2 separate regions of the Mus musculus genome follow, and region 2 is linked to region 1. A link is a loop called in an ENCODE intact Hi-C map of the cell type or tissue named here. Cell type or tissue: left cerebral cortex. All regions are shown on one strand.

The links. Peaks named below come from ENCODE experiments on the same cell type or tissue, not always from the same donor. Only the 100,000 strongest peaks of a DNase experiment are listed, where the experiment ranks them.
Region 2: it touches region 1 in a loop (2.1-fold over the local background); 2 of 42 quality-filtered maps call a loop at or near these places.

The regions. Positions count from the first base shown.
Region 1 is chr1:90,353,756-90,361,755 of GRCm38, forward strand. The region is part of intron 1 of Gm34992 (a long non-coding RNA gene); the gene reads left to right. Among named protein-coding and RNA genes, the nearest start is that of Gm34992, 20 kb to the left of the region's middle. In left cerebral cortex, no CTCF peak of the experiment used is centred here; a DNase peak (open chromatin) is centred at 3,026.
Region 2 is chr1:90,481,591-90,489,590 of GRCm38, forward strand. All of the region lies in intron 1 of Gm28722 (a long non-coding RNA gene), which reads right to left. Among named protein-coding and RNA genes, the nearest start is that of Gm28722, 18 kb to the right of the region's middle. In left cerebral cortex, no CTCF peak of the experiment used is centred here; DNase peaks (open chromatin) are centred at 4,928, 6,551 and 7,585; H3K27ac peaks cover 1,234 bases.

The DNA.
Region 1 (8,000 bases):
TCTGGCAGGAACTTGGGCCCATCAAAGCTGGTCAGACCATAACACCACTAGGGATGCCTAAGATGGGTTTTGATGTTAAAAGCTCCCTGCCCATCTCGGGGCTGGATTACAGTGGTCATATGTCTTTTTCTCTCTCTCTGGAAACTGGTTAGTTGAATCAGGAGAAAACAAAAGTGAGACTTCCCTAGGATCAGGTATTCAAAGATCTGAGACTTATGGGGGACATCTCATTCAAACTAATGAAGCCACCAAAGCCATTCTCAACTGTAATTCAGATTTCAGGGTTGTTTGTTTGTTTTTCTTGCAAATCTGAAGAATGAAATTCAGGAACCACAGAGAGTGAGGTTCAGGGAGAGAGAGAGAGAGGCAGACAGAGAGAGAGAGGCAGACAGAGAGAGAGGCAGACAGAGAGAGGGAGAGGCAGACAGAGAGAGAGAGAGGCAGAGAGAGAGAGAGAGAGAGAGAGAGAGAGAGAGAGGCAGACAGAGACAGATACACACAGAGAGAGGACACACACAGAGAGAGACAGACAGAGATTTTAGAACTCCTTTATTGGTTCCCAGAGACCAATGGATACGGTATCATCCAGCTGTTAGTCTGGGACTCCTTAAAGGATGAGCTATCAATCTAGCTGGCCCAACCACAAAGTATTCAGGTGTCTCCTCTGCTTCAGTCCTGTCCTGGAGTATAGCTTATAGGAAGGAAGGAGAAAGATAACAAGGACCTGGGGTTGGGGAAAGAGGTAGTGGAGTTGGAGGAGTTGGGATGGGCAGAATTTTCTTTTGGAACTACTACTTTGGAGTCTCTGCTCAGCGGGACCAATGTCTGCCTTCTTGACAGTTGGGCCCCTCCTATCTGTTTCAAGTCTTTCTCTCCTTGGCTACTCCCTTTTTATGTCTGTCTGTCTGTCTGTCTGTCTGTCTGTCTATTTGTCTGTCTGCCTGCCTGCCTGCCTGTCTTCCTTCCTTCCTTCCTTTCTTCCTTCCTTCCTTCCTTCCTTCCTTCCTTCCTTCCTTCCTTCCTTCCTCCCTTCCTTTCTTTTCTCATTTTTATTTTCTTTTTATAAACCTTTTATAGATGCTTTATTTTCATCTGTTACCACTGTGTATATGCGTGGTGTATGTGTGTGAGTGGAGCTCAGAAGACAACTGTCAGGAACTGACATCCCCCTCCACTCTTGCTATAATGAGATGAGGGGACCCCCCCACATCTGGCTTTCAAATGGATTCTAGGAACTGATCTCAGGTGATCAAGCGTTTGTGGGTTGTTGGTTTGTCTGTTTGTTTATTTTTACCCATTGAGCCATCTCACTAGCTCCTACCATTTGGAGAATAAATAAGATACTCAAATCTCTCCTTGGCACCTTCAGCCCCATCTTAGGGCTGCTCTAACAAGTACTGGGCCAAGAGCATGAAATCAAAATATCAGTATCACTATGCAGAACCTACCAAGCTCTCTGGGACGTCTTATCCCCATACCCCACCCCAGCCCTGACCCAGGCCCCTGACATGTGGATGCATCTGTAGTCCCTTCCCTACTTTATATGGCTGTTACCTTGGGTCTTTGCAACCTTACAAATCCCCTATGCTCCCAATCACCCTGCAATTTAGGGAACACCTTAACATAGGTTCCTAGAAACAAGCAACCGGCCTGCACATCTTTCCTCTGAGGGCCACTTGGTTTTGCTATCACCACAAGTGACAGAAACAGGTACCTTGGGTTGTAATTCCAGACTATTCTTTGATAACCTCCTGTCTCTTGATTTTCTACTGCCCTGGGCCCTCTTGTGCATGGTTCATGCTGCACTGCCCATGTAAGCCATTCACATGGGCACACTGCCTGGAATCTCCAAAGAAGAGCTGATCACATTCTGGGGAGCCCATGGGGTACCAGATGTTGGGAATGGACAACCCAGTTGGGAGTCACACTATATCCCGGACATCCCCTTGCTGAAATGACCTTCATTTGGCACAGAAAGAAAATCAGGGCCACTTCTAAATTCCTCATCTTTAAAACACCATCTCCTGGAGAGGCCCAGGAACACTTACACCCAAAGCAAAACCTCCTCAAGGGTCTTTGTAGCAGGCGAATGACCAGTCAGTCACAGTCCTGATATTGGGTCTAGAGAAGCCTGGCTGGCCCTTTTCTCTGTCATAAGGATTCCTATTGACTCTTCTTTGGTCATCAAGGAAAGGAGATGATACTCAGACAAGTTGGGGACCCCATCAGACCTAAGGTGGATTTACAAGGACATCACTTCCTGGCATGCTTTGATGAATGTGGAACGGTAGCCGAGAACAGCATGGGGAGGCTGATGGGACAGAGTTTGATCTCTCTCATCATCAGGAATCTTTTTTTTTTGTCATACAGGGCAGAGAGAAGGTATGGATCAGTGGCTCTAGAGGGCCAGGCTTCTAGCATCAGGCTGTAACAGTGCTGTTAGTCCTCTCACGGATGCCCACCGTGGCCCACCCTCTCACTCTCTCAGCAGCTCATTGCCTGAACCAACTGGAGGAAACAGTGAAATTCCTGTCACTCCAGTCTGTGGCCTCACAGTGGAGCCGCCTGGGAAGGGACAGCTGGCCCCGAAGAGGGCATACACACTGGCTGCCCTGATCAGCCGATTGTCCAGGTGGGTGAACACCAGGCTTCTTTAACCATCTGTGCCAATGGCTCAGTGGGTAAGAGCACCCAACTGCTCTTCCGAAGGTCTGGAGTTCGAATCACAGCAACCACATGGTGGCTCACAACCATCTGGAACGAGAAAAAAAAAATCTGTACCAGGTAACTCCCTGACGGTGGCATCATCCCCAGGGTAGATTAACCCTTTCCTGTTTATACTGAACATTGTAATTGAGCTTCCTAAATCTGCAGCTGCTGCTGGTGGTGGAAGGGATGGAGAGAAAGAATTGGCTCCCATGTAAGATTTTTATAGAGCTACATACTGTTGCGTCAACAAGTCTAGCTGGTTCACTCGTTTCAATGCTTCTCTTATTATAGACAGAACATATGATGGAAGCTGTTTGCCAAATACAGAAAAGTGCAAATGAGATGATTAAAATCACAGCTGATCACCACTAACAGTCAGATGCAGGGTTCTTCCTCTTCCTAGAGTAGCTTAGAACTGGAATGTTGCTTGAAGCTGAATGTGTGTGCAAGTTGCCTGGGCAGCAGGTGAAAATCCATGCTTTGAGGTCAGCGTGGGTCTGAGTGTCAGGGGATGCTGGTGCTGTCAGGAGATGCTGGTGCTGTCAGGAGATGCTGGTGCTGTCAGGAGATGCTGGTACTGTCAGGAGGTGCTGGTGCTGCCAGGAGATGCTGGTGCTTCTGGTTTGGGAATTTTGAGGGGTACAAAGTTCCAACACGGGTTTTTCCAAATAAGAGAAGATTTTTGGCTCCCCCAAAACCCGTTTTCTCATCTAGAAAATGAGAATAACACCTTCCTGTCCTGTAGAGATTTGATGTAAACAAGTGCTACCTTGTACCTGATAATCTGGCACACAGCACAGGTTTGGTAAATTGTGCTGACACTTAAAATGATATTATTATCTGGATCTCAAGGACTCTATGTGGGCAGCTTTTCTTTTGCTTGCCTTCAGTCAGCATCACACGGTGAGCATTTTCTCCCTGTGCTCATGTCTCTGGCAACACTGTTTCATACCTGTGCTTTAATGGGCAGTACTGTGGAGGACATAAATTACTTGAGCATTTAAGACATGGAAATAATGGCTTTCTTGTTTTTCTCATAACCCAATAAAACCATGTTGACAAAAGTAGCTATTTTTATGAGAGTTCTAGGCTCTTTAAAAAGTGTATTGCACTTTCCTCTTCTGGAAAAACAAGTCACAGGCATTTTTAGAGAGAACAGCTGTAGCAACTTATATGCTCTCAGGCAAGGGTTTCTTTTTTCTGTTTGAAGTTTAGAGGGTTCTTGGAATCCAATGAGCTCTCAACAGCAATTATAGAAACAGTTATATTGGCACCTCAAAAAAAAATCCCCAAACCAACCAAACAAACAAAACAATTATAACTCTAAATTAGAGAATTTTAGACAAAGGGCACATTTCATGTCTATTCCCAGTGATGGAGAAAATAGCCACAGAGAAGAAGCTGCGGAGCCGAGGAATGTTGACATAGTCAGGAAAGATTGCAAACATCCTAGCATCCTCTTACAATTTCATGTTTTCAGTGTCACAGCCAGGAACTCTTTTCTTAGGCATGTGTGCATGTGTGCATGTGTCCATGTATGTGTGTGTATGTGTGTGTGTGTGTGTGTGTGTATGGTATGTGGTGTGTGGTGTATGTGTATACATGTCTTTGGTATATGGTATGTGTGTGTGTATTGTATACATGTCTGTGGTATGTGGTGTGTGTATATGTGTGTGTGCGTGTAATGTGTGTGATATGTAGTATGTATGATGTGTGACAGTGGTATATATGTGTGTGTGTATTGTGTGTGTGGTGGTATGTATGTGTTTGCATGTCTGTTCTGTGGTCTTGTATGTATTGTTTGTGTGTGATATATACTGTGTGTATATGTGTGTGTATGTGTGCATGTGTGGTGTGTGTGATATGTAGTATATATGGAATGAATGTGGCATGTGTATGTGTGTATGTATTGTGTGTAGTGGTGGTGGTGGTGGTGGTGTGTGTGTGTGGTATGTAGTGTGTGTTGTGTGTGTGCGCATGTCTGTGGTATGTATGTGTGTGGAGTGTGTGCATATGCATGTCTGTGGTATGTGGTGTGTGTATGTGTGTGTGATGTGGTATGTATTATGTGTGTATGTGATATATAGTGTGTGTGTGTGTATGTATGTGGTATATAGTGTATATATATATATATGTATATATATATATATATATGTGTGTGTGTGTGGTCTGTGTATGTGTGTGTCTGTTGCATATGTGCCAGTCTACATGCATATGTGTTGTCTGTGGAGGCCCAAGGTCATCATGAGTTGACATCATCCTCCAAAGTCACTCACTTTGTTGGGACAGTGTCTCTCACTGGCTTGTGCTCACTGAGGCTAGGGTGTCTGGCTGGTGAACCCCGAGTATCCTCCTGCCTATGCTTCCCTAGCCCGGGCATAATAGATGCACACCACCATATCTATATCTGCATGGACTTTCTTCTTGTTTTGTTTTTGTTTTGAATATAAGTTCTAGGCATTAAACTCAGGTCCTCGTTCTTCTGTGGCAAAACCAAGCTGTCTCCCAAGTTCCCTTTCCAGACATTTGGTGGAACTTAAGTTAACTTTCTAAGAATGACACTGCCCTTGGGTTCTTCTCTGCACACTCTAAGGTCCACCCCACCACCACCCCCCACAGGCTCACAGAAGTCTTCTGGGGACAGGACTATGTATACTCAAGTTCTGGGAGAGTCCCAGCAGGCTCCAGCTGGGCAGAGTGTCTGCTAAGGTCAGCCACACTGCATGCACCTAGGACAAAACGGTTGCCATGAGCCTGCTATAAATGCCTCTCTCTGGTTGGGGAGGTTAGGTAATTCATAAAGAATGAGTTACTTGGCTAAGGGTTGGTTCTGAAGGCCAGGAAGTCCGTGACAGTCATCTGCTGAGGCCTCTGCTGTAGTCAAGGTATAAAGAACATGAGAGAGAGAGAGAGAGAGAGAGAGAGAGAGAGAGAGAGAGAGAGAGAGAGAGAGAGAGAGAGAATGAGTAGTCCATGAGTGACTTAATCCATTCTTGGCTGTCTTACTTTCTTGCTGGATTAAAATAGCCTGACTAAAGCAAGCAACTTAAGGATAGGTTTCTCCTGGAGAAATAAAAACAGAGGGAATTAGAAACAGCTCGAGACATTACATCCCCTGAATGCTGACACTCAGCCTCCTTTCTCCCTTTTTTTATTCAGTGTAGGACTCAGGCCTAGGGAATGGTGCCCCCCATTGTTAAGCTAGGTCATCCCACTTCAATTAACCTAATCAACATAACTCCTCACAGACATGCGCAGAGACTAAATAATCCCCCACGGATGTGCTTGGAGACTTGCCTCCTAGGGGATTTCAGATCTTGTTAAGATGACAATCAACCATCACCATCCTGGTCTAGTCAACGCTAAAACCAACCACTGGGTCCTACCCCTTATTCTCCCACAGCAGGGATGCAGTTTCAACCTAAGTTGGGTGTCTAACAGCTAGAGCTGTTTCCATCACTTCAGTCTTCACCTATGGCCACTTCAGAGCCATGTTTTGGAGCTTAAGCCACATCTTTGGTTTCTTCTTGAGAACCAGCCGCAGCCTTGAGTTCTATACATTTCTCTCTGCCTGCAAGGGGAATCTGGGAGAAGCTAGGTCTTCTGGTCAGGCCTTCTGCTTCAGCAGGCCCAGGACTTATAGTCTGACACCCTGTCTTTTTAATCAGTAATCATGTTTATCCTTGGGGAAGTTGCCAGGACAAATATTATTTCATTAGTTTTAACATCTGTTCACATGAAATCTGATATTCAAATTCTCCCCAGCCATGTTCTCCAATAGATACTGTAATGAATGTGCCCCTGGGACGCTCACACCCAGTGTCTGAAGCCAGCCCACAATGTTGTCACCTTCAGAGTATGTACTCCTTTCTCCTTGGGTTTTCGAAGTAACATGTGCTTGCTTTAACCACTTCAGACAACCGAGATAAACCTGGAAATGAAGATTTTTTTGCTTCCTCCTTGATTGGGACCCTTTAGGTATGGTATTCTAGAAGGGTCTCTGCTCCCAACAGTCTTTGATAGCTTGCCAAGCTTGCAGATATTTCAACATCACTTTTCCTTTAGAAAATGTGTTTGAATGTGTTCTTGGCAAACCAGATGCTGCTTTTTGCATCTGAGGGTGAATAGGTCAAGACAGAGGGATTTAAGCTGAGGGACCCACGCTCTGGAATACCCTTAGATAGGGGGCCTCTCAGAGACATTCCTGGCCATCAGTGGTCTCTAGGTTTCCTCCCAACACTAAAACCATCAGAGGGTGGCTGGGAGCAGCAACAGTCATTTCACACAGTCTATCAAGAGGCCTTGATAGGTGGTTGGCAGGTACTACAGTTCTGCTGTTAACTGCTTTATTAGTCATCTGGTCAACCCACGGGTGTTGGTTCTGAGAAAAAGCCTAATAATCGTCCTCCTAGTAATTGCCTCTAATAATCGAGATCTCCTGAGACATCTCAGCGAGGTATATCACAGGTGGAAAAGAGCTGGTCACAAACACACAGGGATATTGCATTCTCACATCTGTGTGCTGGCCTGCAGTCACAGAAATCATAAAAGAAAAAGCTCAAAGATTCTCACAGAGCTGTTACCCTACTCAGCTAGCTAATGAGTTGAGTGACATACTGCCAGCTGTGGAGGATGCTGGGTCATGGTTTTTAATGTGAATCTTCTGTGTGTTGAGCACAAACACAAACCCCTTGCTGCCCTCTCTCCTCTCCTTCCCACCGTCAGTCTTCATAGACAGCCAGTAATATCATGTCTACTTTCATGTTAATATACATGTTCTTATGTATCTGCATAAAATCTAGGACCTACATGTGAGAGGTAACATAATTTTCATTTTTTTTTTCTGAGACTGACTTAATTCATTTAGTGTGATTGTCTCAGATAATATTGGTTTCCACATTTTCCTTAGCCAAGAGACCAAGTTTCCTTTGTTATTAGACACCTAGGTTGGGCCTATAACTCAGCTCCTGCAAGGACTGCTGTGGTAAACACTGATAAACAAGGATCTCTGTGATATCCTGACGTGTGGTCTTCTGGATAAATACCAGGAGCAGTGTAGATGGATCACATGGAGGAGCCACAGCTAGTATTTGAGAACCTTCCACACTTGACGTCCACAGTGGTCTGGTGTACATGTGAGGTTTTAGCCTATGGTTCTCTCTGTACATCAGACCTCAGGAATACTCCTCTTTCTGAGGACTACTATGTCATCTCAATGGGCTCACATCTGCTGCTCCCTAAGAATACTTTTCTGTTGACCTTGAGGTCTGTGCCATGAGAGCAGGTGACAG
Region 2 (8,000 bases), 130 kb after region 1:
TTCTTACTGTAGGGAAATATGAAGTCTGTCATCCCTCTGTTATTCAGACAGTCTTCCTACCTGGTAGGACCCTGGTAGGGAAAGAGAGGGAAGGTGAGACATTGAACAATACAGATATCCCAAAGCCCCTGGTCTTTACCCCCGGAGTCTTGCTCAGAATCTACATTTCAGTTAGGCAGAGCTTTAATGAAGTTCTGTTGTTTGGTTTGCTAATCCAGAACAGCACAGTCATGTCTGCTGCTAAACTCTGTAGGGCAGACAGGGAACCATTAATCAGGAGGATCAAGTCACAAAGGGCCAAGGAAAGAAACTCGAGAGGCTGCCATGTTACAGGCTCACCAGAAACAGCTGAGAAAGACACAGGATCGCTGGGAAATGAGGCAGCCAGGAATCTGCAGCCATTATTCCATTACAGCCTTGTAGAACACTAGAGCTCCGCTACAGTAAAACAGTCCATTTCCTCGGAATTGAGGGCCTCTGAGGTGTGGTCCCCTGAGCTGTCATCCCCCCCCCCTCAGGCAATCAGCTTTCTCCATGCTCTTGGGTCCCTCCTACTATGTGCAGAGTTGGAGCATTCCTTTATAGCTGCCAACTTGCAATCTTCCCTCCCAGGTCAACTGTAAACCCCAAGAATCTTTTCTTGGGGGGGGGGGCGAAGGAGAGAGAGAGAGAGAGAGAGTCTGAGAATTGATATACGGAGAGATTTCAAGTCCAAGTAGCTCTCCAAGTAGCCATTTTCTGGTCAATAAATATTTGTTGGGTGAATTAATGATCTGGTTAGAAATAGGCTACCAAACCAGTCCCGCTCCTAGCCCCTCTCTGGACCAACTGTCCACTGGCAGCCACTGTGTTTAACATCTATCAGATACCTGAAGACATCTGGGATGGGAGAATGGATTCCTAGTCTAGGCATAAGTAGACTCTTGGGATGAGGTTAGGGGCTCTGCAACCCTGCCACACGCATGTAGACAGATCTGGGTGGCCCTCTCATCTCCTCATTCTTTGGTCTTTCCATTGGGATCCTTTCCTTGCCTGCACTTACTAAGACTCTTTCTGGTGGAGATCAATGGCTCTCTGAACAGCTGCTGAACTGGGTCGATCACACATAGAGAGAATGCCCTGGTGAGTCCCCTGTGTGGTCCTCTTCAGTTTTTTTCAGGTTCTGGCTTTAGGGGAGACACACAAAATCAGCCAGGTTTGAAGGCACATGTCCAAAGTAGAGGCAAGAGGATCAGAAGTTCAAGGCCATCCTCAGCTACACAGCAAGTTCAAGACCAGGTCAAGCTTGTCAAAACCCAAGCAAACACACACACATGTATGGAAGTTACTAAGTAAGTGCTTGCATGGTCTTTGACTGGGGCCCCTACCTAGCAGATCTGAGAAGAATGGACAGATTACCCTGTGGTTCATGAGTACTCTCTTCTCAGCCTCATTTTGGATGGCCATCTTTCCTCCTCAGTCGGAGCCATACATGTGACTGGCGGGACAGATGGGTCTATGGTGTGTGATGCTGTGTGGAAGTAGCTTACAGTCTTGGTGGAAGAGATGGAGAGGAGGCATCTGAGATTGCAATGAGTGATGGAAAGACTTTCATTCATCTTCCAGTCATTCCCTGGTGGCACAAACCTTAGCTTGGTATCTGCCACGTGCAAGCTTCATGCTGAACAAAAAGACACCGAGGTTGGCATTCTAGCCTGGGGTCTGGGGAGTCCCACAGTCTAAACATGCAGAAGGACAGGCATGAGCATGGGCAGTGAACCTGCAGTCTTTCTCTCCCTCCCCCCCTGCATGGGTCACCCCATGAACAGTGGTTGCTTTTCTGAGTCAGGAGGACCAGAGAGAAGGAAGATGAGGACAAGATGGCAGGATTGTGTAAGTTAGACATGCTGTAAGTGGTGACTCTCTGAACCAGCCTGTGCTATGCTTTCCGAGTACCACAGATAGTCCCTGACTGCTAAGGGTTCATCATGATGAGTAGAGCCATCTGCATACACACAGCTTTGTAGCTGAGGGTGACTTGATCTAGCCAGTAATCACAGAGCCACCTCCACCTGAGGAATACCGAGCAGGCCATGAGGGCTGTGGCAATGCCTGAGAGAAGACCTAATAAATCATCTGAGAAATGTTCTGGAGGCTGGCTAGGACTGAAGAGAAAGCCTCCTTGACTTGAGCTCTTGTTGGGGATGAGGAAGGCTGTTTCTATAGATACATGTTTGGAAGCAGTAGCCGGTATGTACAATGCCCAACAGGGCAACCAGGACCTACAGACTCCATGACTGTTGAGAGTTCACTAAAGTCATAAAATCAAGGATATACTCAGTCATTACTACCCCACATAACCCTCAAATTCTAGTGTGTCTGCTCCTGTATTGTGAAGCATGGAGATTGGCAATCAGTGAGGAAATACCAGCCCACCTCTGCCCTTAAGTAGACAGCCCCAAGGATGGGGGCTTTGTCACTCCCTAGTACTCTGCTTGTCTGCTTCCTGGCTTCTGTAAGTCCTGACTATCCAGTGATTGAACTCAGGGGAGTAGGGGAGGTATCCAGGCTGGACATAGCTCCTCCTCTCCATGGCTTTTGTCGAAATGATCCTTCGAAGGTTGAGCCAAGGCATAGTTTGCCTTGGCTGCCCCTCTAAAGCTGTATGAGACAGAAGCAAGGCTTCACCGGAAGTCATTGGAACAGCCCCACCAACAGCTATCAAAACAGGTTGTGGTTGTACCCACCCAAGGATGGCATTATCACCCAGCACTGGTGGCTTGCCCTCTTTGTGGGATAGGTTCTTTTATTGCTGGTTGGAACTGTTCCTAGCAGGACCCTCCTTGCATCCTTCTGATGGTTGGTGCACCTATAATCTGAATTGTCATCCTTAAACAAATCCCAATCAAAAGTATCAGTTTTCAACATTTAATGCAATGTATTTTCAAGCTGAGATTGACCATTTAAGGATCTGGGATACCTACCTGGCTAGGTGGCTTTGTACCAGGGTTACTATTGCTGTTTCTAAGGCAGCTTTATAGACAGCAAAACACAGCAAGGGGTGCTTCCTTTCAAAGGACAAGTGGTCTCCCGTAATTGCACTTTCATTGTCAAATCTGTCATTTAGTCTCGCTCCATTTTGTTTGAGGATCATCATCTCAGATCATGCCCCAACCAATTCCCTTTTAAGTTGTGCACTTCAGTTTCATCCATCATTCCATATGTGTTTCCTATCATGCCAATTACACAGGGCAACACAGCAGGTGTTTGTGCCGCCAGTGAATGATTGGAAGACTAGTGAAAGTCTTTTCATCACTCATTACAGTCTCAGATGCCTCCTCCCCATCTCTTCCACCAAGACTGTAAGCTACTTCCACACAACATCACACACCATAGACCCATCTGTCCCGCCAGTCACATGTATGGCTCCGACTGAGGAGGAAAGATGGCCATCCAAAATGAGGCTGAGAAGAGAGTACTCATGAACCACAGGATATTCTGTCTATTCCCCTCAGATCTGCCAGGTAGGGGCCCCAGTCAAAGACCATGCAAACACTTACTGAGGTGCATGTGGTATGTTCAACTGTGTTCTTGGTGTACTGGTATGTGTGGCAGATAAATACTTGATGAGTCCAATCTTTCTTGTTACATGTCAGACAATTCTCAGGTGAAGTTTTGATTTCCTTTTATCATAAAATGACATTAGAACCAGGCTCCTCCTCCTGGAAGAACTTGTAACCACCACAATGAGTCAGTTCTCATTCCTAGTTGTATGTGTCTGTCTCCACAGCTTACATCTGAGTTCATAGTGCCATTTCCAGCTCTGACCCTGTATCGGTGGGTCATCCACACATCTTGCTCATTTCCATGTTTCCCCTCCAACAGTGGGTTGGAGGCCCCCATCATTTACCATTCACCAGCTTGATTGCTGAATATTCGTATCTGTGTGTTGTAGCTTGAAAGTTCCCCTCAGTGTTGCAAACATGGTCGCATGTAGTGGTATTTGGACAGAATCAGGAACAGAAGAGGTCTTGACAATGGGCACGGTGATGGTACTAGTGGCTTTGTAAGAAGGGAGACCTGCTGGTCCCCTGGCTATGTCTCACCTGTGATGTTTCCTCTAAGCTGTGGTAAGGCACAGTGTGCAGCCCCTGCAGAGGGTGAGCACTGAACTCTCATGAGCTCTTGGAACTTCACAGCTTCCAGCATCATGAGCTAAACAAACCGCTGCTCTTTAAAATCATTACATCAGTGGCCTTCACTGGGACATCAGATGGAAATCCAGGTCACCTGAGGCAATGTCACCAGCCAGATCACAGTGCACATCACTTCTGACTTCTGTCCTTCGGACATGGTGTTCATAGTTTCTGTGTGGCTATGTGTGTTGGTTGAAGTCTGCATTGTGTACTAGGGTGCCCTGGTCAGTCTTGTTGAAGGATGATTTCAGGGATTTTTGTTTTGGGGAGTTTTTTGTTTGTGTGTGCTTTCTCCTTCTCCTCCTCCTCCTCCCTCTCCCCCTCCCCCTTCCCCTACCTACCCCCATCCCCTTCTCCATCTCCATCCTCCTCCCTTTCCTTTTCCTCCTCCTCCTCCTCCTCCTTCTTCTTCGAAGGCTGGATACAGGAATATGAGAACATGACAACTTCAGACAAGGAGCAGGGATCTGTGTCAGGCTTTTAAGGTAACCGTGAAAACGAAAATATCTCAAAGTTGCATTTGCCTTGTAGAGTTAGCACCCTTTACCCGCTACCCAGCCCCCATTCTACTGCATAGGAATCTTTTAGCATAACATCACCACGTACCAACCAGCCGTGCTTATAGACAAATGTGCCTCATTATTCAAGCGGATGACATCCGTCCATGTGGGTGAATCATGGTGTCTAATCATCATAGGCGCCGATAATAAACAGTCGGCTGGGCTATTTCAAACAGTCACATTGTCCCTGGCCGAAGCCATCTGCTCAGCACCAGGAACAGCTGAACTGAGTACAGCCACGGGGGCATTGTATGATTCTTGCTCTTTTGTAGATTTGTTTGGGAAGAACTTTCTAGTGATTAATTAGCCACTTCCTCATGAATTTACCACATGCGGAACAGTTAGCATATGGTCTATGGGAGGCTTGGCAAATCTCCCTCCACCCATCCCAGAAGGCCACCAGTAATGCAGACAGGAGGGGCTGGGGCAAGGCCAGGTGGACAGCTCTGAAGAACGCCTTGCTGTGCTGTTAAAGGAACATGCCCAGGATATGGTGAGCCCACCCAAGTATGGGCAGGATTCCCTCCCCACGCTGCTCTTTCAGATGGTGCTTATAGCACACATGCCCTCTTCCTCCCACTTGTGAGGGAAGGTATACTGGTTTGAATAGAATAGCTCCCATAGGTCCAAATGTTAGAATGTTTAGTCTCCAGTTAGGGGAACTATTTGGGAGGGATTAAGAGGCATGGCCTTGTTAGAAGAGGTGTGGCCTTCTTGGAGGAGGTGTGGCCTTGTTAGAGGAGGTGTGGCCTTGCTGGAGGAGATGTAACTTTGTTGGAGGAGTTGTGTCACTGAGAGTGGGCTTTGAGGTTTCAAAAGCCCATGCCAGGGCCAGTCTTTTTCTTTGACTATGGATCAGAATGTAAGACTCTCAGCTACTGCTCCAGTGCCATTCCTGTCTACTTCACACCATGATGATCATGGACTAAGCCTCAAAATCCTCCAACTAAATGCTTTCTCTTATAAGAATTGCCTTGGTCATGGTGCCTTTTCATAGCAATAGAATAGTAACTGAGACAGAAATTGGTGCCAGGAGTGGGATATTGCTGTGAAAGAGTTGGCCTTTCTGTTTCTCAGAAGAATATGGAAGGCTTTAGGACTTTGTATTAGAAACTACTTGAATGTTTTAAGCAGGGCTTAGTGGGCCACACTAACAGAAGCATGAAAGATGGTAGTGCTGAGTATGATTTATACTGTAGAGTCCTGTGGCTCTTAAGAGATTCAAAGGGGAAAAAATATTAGCAGCTGGCATAGAGAACATTCTCATGATATTTTGGCAAAGAATGTAGCTGCTTGTCTAAAGACTCCCCGAGGCTAAATTAAAGAGTTTTGGACTGGCATCATTGACAGGGGATTTTTAAGACACTAATATTGACGGTGTCAATAGGGAAATACAAAATGTACATCTTGAGGAGAAAGAGAGCACCAGGAAATGTAATACTGGGACTAAGTCATACGCTCAAGGAGATTAGAGTTTAGAGAAAAATCTAATTTAAAATGAAATACAGAATGGTGGTGCCCTCAGGGAAAGACCCCACCCAGCTAAGCTTCCAACCTGTAAGAAGGAATTAAAGAAAATCATTTTAAGCAGCAAAGAAAACTATCAACAGGAGAAGCTTATGCAAATGTAATTCAAGGAGGGGCCCAGGTTCCAGTCCTAACAAGCAGAAGAATTTGGCAGCTTCAGCTATGTGGTTCTGAATTTAGTTACAAAGGATACAGGAAAGAGGTTTTGGAATCTTTCTTCACTGTTAAGAAAAGCTGATGAGGCCAGGCTTATGTTAGGGGCATCCCTGCACGGAGGCCCAGAAAAGCCACTGCTTGCAGCTGTGAAGGGGAAGTCGGAATTGCATTGAGACCCATGATGCTAAAGATGTCCTTGGCATGGGATACCTGCCAGAGAGAGCTGCAAACAGCATGTGGAACTGGCCCCAAGAGAGAAAAGTGTGTCAACAAAGCTGGAGGGAATGGGAGATTTAAAGAACGCTTTGGCATCAGATACAGGGGTGCAGAACTTGAAGCTTGCCCTGCTATTTTTCACTCTTGCTTTCATCCAGTATTTCCTCACTGTGCCTGTGGATCGGGATGTAAAACTCCCAGCTCCTGTTCTGGTGCCCTACCTGTCTGCTTCATACCATGATGCATGGGCTGACTCTCTAAAACTGTAAGCAGCCCCCCAACTGCATGCTTTCTTTTTTGAAGAGTTGCCTTGGTCATGGTGTCTCTTCACAGCAATCAAACAGTGACTAAGTCTGAAAGCTTGTGTGATTGATCGAACATGGTTATATATTTGAGTGTGTGCCCCTTAGAAAATGGCACTACTGGAGAGGCATTATGAGGTGTGGCCTTGTTGGATGAAATATGTCACTTGGGGTGGGCTTTGAGGTTTCAGAAGCCTAGGGCAGGCCCAGTGGCTTTCTTTCCTCCTGCTGCCCCTAGATCCAGATGTAAAACTCTCAGCACCTGTGTCTGCCTGTGTGCCACCATGCTCCCTGTCATAAAGATATTGTACTAAACTTCCAAAACTATAAGCAAGCCCCCAGTAAAATGTTTTCTTTTGACTTGGTTGACTTGGTTCATGGGGATCATAGCTTGTGATGACTATCAAAGTTCTCCCAGGCATGAGGGTGACCCAGTTGGCTGAGTCACACACAAAACCCTGCTCTCCATGTAGATCCCTAGCTTGGGTGAGGGTTAGCTCAATTTCTCCCTTCCTTTAGAAAGGGAGAGGAGTGTTTCCAGGGTTACAGAGACCTGAAGAGGCGGGGATTACTATATTCAACTCATGTTTAGCTAGATTAGCACTTCTATTGGGCTTCCACCACACCCACACCCACACCTCCACCCAACCATGCCCCACCCCCTCAATGCCTAGGGCTGCCCACCTCAACATCCTTTAAATCTCATGTCTGGTGAGATTTAAAGAGAGCTCTAGGAGAGCAGAGTTGGCTGCACAGGGAGGACAGTTGTTTGTTCTAGTTTCATTTCTGTTGCTATGGTAAGATACTGCAACACAAAGCAACTTAGCAGAGAAATGGCATTGATTTCAGCCTACAATTCCGGGTTGAAGTCCTCCATTGTGGGGAAGTCAAGGCAGCGGGAACTTCTACGGCTAATCATGTCCACAGTTGAGAGCAGAGAGAAGTGAATCCAGCAGACTGGTCCTTAGCTAGCTTCCTCTGCTCTTTTCTTTTTCTCCACACTCTTCAGCATAAAGCCGTGAAGTAGCATGCTTACTATCAGGCTGGGTCTACCCAGAGCAGCT